2 separate regions of the Homo sapiens genome follow, and region 2 is linked to region 1. The links are chromatin loops, found by intact Hi-C in ENCODE. Cell type or tissue: heart left ventricle. All regions are shown on one strand. Each heading gives the region's core, and the rest is flanking DNA. Links, peaks and the distances in the headings are about the cores only.

The links. Peaks named below come from ENCODE experiments on the same cell type or tissue, not always from the same donor. Only the 100,000 strongest peaks of a DNase experiment are listed, where the experiment ranks them.
Region 2: a loop joins it to region 1, with 2.0 times the contacts of the local background. A loop is called at or near these places in 8 of 110 quality-filtered maps.

The regions. Positions count from the first base shown.
Region 1 is chr10:89,693,532-89,696,460 of GRCh38, forward strand. It overlaps the pseudogene FLJ37201. Among named protein-coding and RNA genes, the nearest start is that of KIF20B, 6.6 kb to the right of the region's middle. RefSeq lists an enhancer at 1-354. In heart left ventricle, for the core only: no CTCF peak of the experiment used is centred there; no DNase peak of the experiment used is centred there.
Region 2 is chr10:89,589,912-89,592,840 of GRCh38, forward strand. All of the region lies in intron 5 of PANK1 (pantothenate kinase 1), which reads right to left. MIR107 (microRNA 107) reads right to left here and starts at 2,916; the gene lies at 2,836-2,916. In heart left ventricle, for the core only: CTCF peaks have their summits at 1,669 and 1,876; no DNase peak of the experiment used is centred there; H3K27ac peaks cover 2,500 bases.

The DNA.
Region 1 (2,929 bases), core at 244-2,743:
CTTGTGTGCATAACAATGTACAGGTAAATTATGCACACCTTTTAAACACCTTGGATATAGGCTATTTCCAATCACTGCCAATTTTATCTTGTGTGTGCCTGCAGCATTAGCACACTCAAGAACAGTTAACTTTTGCTTAGTATCTTTGACATCTGTTGTTGCTCTTTTGTTAGCCATTGTTAAAGTTTTTCTAGGAACATAGCACCAGTACAAAGCTGTTTCATCAGCACTGTAAATTTGTTCAGGGCTAAGATTTTCATCAGATATTACCTTAGCAAATTCATCAATGTAATTTTCAGTAGCTTCATCATCAGGAGAAGCCTTTTCACCACAGATTTGAAGATACTTGATTCCAAGACACTTTTTAAATTTCTGCAGCCAGCCTCCTGAATATTCACACTCTCCTTCAAAGTTCAGTTCTTCATGGTATATTCTAGCTTGTTTCACGACCAACAAACCAGTCAGTGGTGTATCTTTACTTCTTTGTTGTCGAACCCATTCAATCAACACAGGGTCAAGGTCTTCATTTTTGGCTCTATGCAATGTTTTTCTATTTTTCATTCGTTCCTGGTTATTGCTGTCACTATAAAATTTCAACAACTTGTCTGTTTCTTTAAGTCATATATCGTGGTGGTTCCCATACCATATTCTTCAGTAAGACACCTCACAGACATACCACCATCAAGTTTCTGCAATAACTCCACTTTCTGAGATATTGATAAAGACAGATGCTTCCTTTTCTTCTTCTCACTGTTACCCATAGGTATATCTTTAGCCCTTTTCGACATTTTCCATGGAATTAATCCCCAAGTCAGAAAATATCAGCAAATAGCAGAGGCATGTGTGACTTACGGATACAAGTGCTGAGACAATAGAGGCTTCATATTTGTTCACAGTAGGTTTTCTTTGGCATATAATCCTGGTGCCAAACTTACAAAAACACTTTGGGTTTCACAGTGTTTTGTTTTTTGTCCTGTTTTGGAATTGCAGAGTAAAGACTATAGACCTGCATTAAAAATATCATTTTAATGAAGAAAAGGCTGAGGCTCAGTCAGTATCTTGCTCAAGGTTATGCAGCTATTACTTGTCTTTTCTGCTTATATTTAGTCTCCTAACATTTGGTCACTTTAATAGACAGAAAAATGTTTGTTTTTTCTGGTATTGTCTGCCAAGATGATTTGAGCTGGAATATTTTTAGCACAGGAACCTGATACTCTTATTTGATTGACACAGTCGGTAGTTGAGCTCCAATGCTGAATAACATGGAGATGCTGTGGCAAGAGGTTAGAGTTCCTAAATTTATAGTTATTGAATACAGATTTTTCTTTTTGTACCAAATGATCTGTTTGGTACTTACTGCCTGTTACTTACTGCTTCACAATGAGCAATCAGGAAAAATGAAAGAGCTCACTGCAAATGTCCCAAACACTCCCACAAGTTTTCCCTAAATATCCACTCATTTAAAAGGCTTTTTTGTTTGCTTGTTTCTAAACTGTTCTGAAAATTGTACATCCCAACTGTGACTCAGAATTGTTAATCAAGTTCAGAATTAAAACACATTTTAGACATTCTAATAAAATGTTTCTTTTAATTTAGAATTTAGAAAGAATTCATTAGCATTTTTCATGACTTTTAAGCTTCTGTGGTTTGAGCCTTATTTCATGTACTCTTTTATAAGTTCCTATTGGAAGGCCAGCTTTTCTTCCTCATTCTCATCTTCCCCAGATTTGTTTAGATCTTCCTCAAATGTCTAATATGAACTGCTACAAATGCCTGAAGTTTACTGATTCACTCCTAAGTCTTTCTTTCTTTTTCTATTGGCTTTAAGAGCAGACTTTTGGCTGGACTGTTATAAAAATGAGTAAAGCACAGTTCTGTAAGACAAAATTCTAACCCCCCCAACTGACTGAATGGACCCCTCTCTTGGCCAAGGGCATTCCAAAGTAAACCTGAAAAACTAGTTCGGGCCATGATGGGAAGGGCGGTGGTTGGGCATATCTCATTGTACCCTCCTCCCTTTGGAATTCAGGCACAAGTGATCAGCGTTAACAATAAAACAGAGATCTTAAGACTGGCAAAACAGACACTTCATAGCAATAAGATACCAAACTCTAACCTGACTCCTGCACAGCATCACATGACAGCAGGCCCTGAAAGAAACTGAAGTATTTTACCCCAAAATATATTTCTTTGACATATTTTGAAATGGCTCTGCAAAGCTGTCTCCTGTGGGGAAAAGGATTCTATAGATAATCCTTTTCCTTTTCCAGATCTTTTCCTGATCCAGGAGAGACTAACTAAAGGTCTTACATAATACCTTTCCAGGTCTGATAAGAGACATTTGCCATCTATTCTCTCTGAAGCCTGCTACTTGGAGGCTTCATCTGCATAATAAGAACCTTGGTCTCCACAACCCCTTATTTTAACACAGACATTCCTTTCCATTGATTCCAGGTCTTTAGATAATAACTTATCTCTTTCAACCTATTGCCAATTAGAAACCCTTTGAATCCACCTATGACCTGGAAGTCTCCCTGCACTGCCCACCCCCAATTCGAGTTGTTCTGCCTTTTCAGACTGAACTAATGGACACCTTACATGTATTGATGTCTGCCTGTAACTTCTGCCCCTCAAAAATGTGTAAAATCAAGTTGTAACCCAACCACCTTGTGCACATGTTCTCAGGACCTCTTGAGACTGTGCCTCAGGCCTTGTTCACTCATATTTAGCTCATAATAAATCCCCTCAAATATTTTCCAGAATTTGACTCTTTTTCATTAACAGCTAGTATAATTCAGAAGTGTTTCAATTCTAGTAAATAATTGGGTATTACGTGGAATACCTGGGTGACAAAATTATCTGTACAACACCTGTGACACGCAATTTACTCATGTAAGAAATCTGCACATTTACCCCTTGAGCCTAAAAT
Region 2 (2,929 bases), core at 281-2,780, 100 kb before region 1:
TTTGCTCAAAGCCCAGTCCTGCATTACCCTAATAGAAAGTCAGAAGGAGTAGAAGTGGCATTAAAACTGGAAGAGCATTCCATGTTTCAAATAAATTCCAGGTGGGTCAAAGATGTTAAAAAAGAAAAAAAAAAAAAGAAAGAAAGAAAAGAAAAAGAGATAGGGAAAAATATGGAAGAATTGGAAAAAAAAGTTGAAGTAGAAAATGCATAATAAAGGAAATCATCTCAAAATAATTGCTACATTTACTTTAAAAAGTTAAATTTATTCGGGGAAAAACATCACCACAAACAAATCCAAACGGGAAGCAATAAATGGAAAATATTATCAGTACATTTCACATAAAATGGATTTGTTAATTAATAAAGAGTTCCATAAATCAACAAGAAAAAAAGTCCAACAACCCAATAGAGTAATGAGTAAATAATATTAATAGTTAATCCCAAAATAAGGTATAATTTTTAACCTATTACATTGAAAAAAATCAAAAAGTTTGATAACTCTGTGGAGAAACTTGTACCGTTATAACCCTGCTTGGTGGGAATGTAAATTAGAACCACCTTTATGGAGGGAACTTTATATCTGTTAATATTACAATCAACATATCCGATGACTCAGCAAGTTCCCTTCTAGGAATTTATCCTATTGATATACTCACATGTAGGCAAAATAATATACATGTGTGTACATATATGTGTGTATACCGTATACAAATACACTGAATTTTTAAATAATAGTAAAAGACTGGAAAAACCTAAATATCATTAGGAAATTGAACAAATCAATAACAGCATATCTATATGTTAAAATGCTATATGGCCATTAAAAATGAAGCAATTTAAAATATACTGATATGATCAATTTCAAGATGCGTTATTACGTCAAAAAGCAAAAGGCAGTATTTTTAGAGATGCTTATTAAAATATATAGGGTAGATTGATATAATATCTGGGATTTGTTTTCTAGTATTTTAGCAAAAAAGAGGGAAGAAGGAGAGAGGACCAGAGGGAGGAGGAAGAAGAAAATATAGAGAAAGCATGTGTTGTGAAGCCTTAATGATTGCAGAATCTGCACTGATGGATTAATGGAGGTTCTTTATACTGTTCTCTCTCCTTTACATATGTTTATGAATTTTCTTAATAAAAAGCTGATAAAGCAAGATATAGAATAGTATATGGAGGGTGAATTGTATAGCATATAATTATATTTCAATAAAGCTATTATTTTGTAAAAAGAATGCTATATAGAGTTTGCTACCTTTGGAAAGATAAATGTATCCTACATTACATACAATATAAACAAAGATATATTGTAATACGTACAATAAAAACAAACAAAAAAACCCTAAAAAAAATGGCAGCCTCTACTGAGGTTAACACTGAGAGACAGAAGTGGAAATGGTGACTCACTTCCTTGTGTATCCTTCTAATGTCTTAGAAGTCTGTATTATGTGTTTGTATTATCTATCCAAAAATTTGAATCAGAAAATTTATAACTGATGGGGAAGCATTTCACAGCATCTCAAGAATCACAGCAAAAATGTTTTAGATTTGGTAAACGTGGTGTCCCTCAATGAAATGGCTGCAATCAAAGGTTCTCAAATCAGTGACTCCAGAGAGCAAAGCAAGGACTGAGGGACTTGGTGGCTGCTCTCATGGGAAATGCAACACTGCCAGTCACTGGTGCGGCCACTGGGAGTCTGCACTGACTGGACACCCTCTGGTAGAGCCTTGGCCCCAAGGCGACTGGTGATTCCCTTCACTCATTCAGCCCCACAGAAACATATAAAATAGTTGCTCAAACCAGTGTATAACATGGCTACATTTTCAAATTGGCACTCGCTCTACTCCACCAATCAACAATATTGAAATTGAAATCAAAAGTGAAAAGTAAAGTCAGTTGCTCTCTCCCAAAGGGATTCTGATGCCTGTGAAAAGACCTGCTGACCTGCTGGCTCACTCCAGCAAAAAGCACAAGAAGCCAGCTCTGCGGAAAGTAGGGGAAAGGGCATCTATTGCTCTGTGGGGCAAGGGTTGTTACCAGCTGACCTTTGAGAGCCCATGAGTACAGCCAACTACACACATATTGGTCTTGGGGCTTGTTTCATTACTTGGAAAAATTCCCTTTAAAGGTTAATGTCAAGAAATAAACTCTGTTACATTGAGTCCCATGACTCAAGTGGACTTTGAAAAAACATCTCTGGAATGCTCTTTTCTCTGAGTATCAGCCTCCCATTTAAACTCCGTCTGAACTGAGGGCTTCCAAAAAGGTATATCGCTGATCTGCAGGCCAGTAACATACTCTGTTCAGTGTTATGCAAGGAGAGTATGTTTTTTGTCAACCCAGAACTCAAAGGCAGGGCTAACACCCATGTATCATAAAGACTGCCTCATACACTAACATTCAACTATTCAACTGAGAGGGGGCTCAAGGGGCTTTCTGAGTACCTATAATGTTCTATTTCTTGATCTGGGTGATGGCTATACAGGGTTGCTTGTGTGTGTAAATTAAACTGTAAGCTTATAATTTGAGCCTTCTTCTGTATGTATGTCACCTCTATTAAAAGCTGTATTTATAAAAACTCCATTACAGATCTACTGTGGTTCTTTAATACTCTCCTATGACCTGTTCCATGCCTCAACTCCTCTTTCCTGTCTTTCTAATATACCTCAGTGTGAAGAGTTCTACTTTATACACCTTGTATTTCAGAAAAGGTTCAATTTTTTCCAAACGAATCTTGCAATGCTTCAAAACATGTTAATACAACTTTGTATGTCACCAGCTCCACCCCTTTTTGTGCCTGGGACTCTGGCTGGCCTTGGCTGTAGCAAGCTCTCTGTGCTTTGATAGCCCTGTACAATGCTGCTTGAACTCCATGCCACAAGGCAACACTGTAAAGAAGCTGAAAGCAGAGAGAATATCGAATATT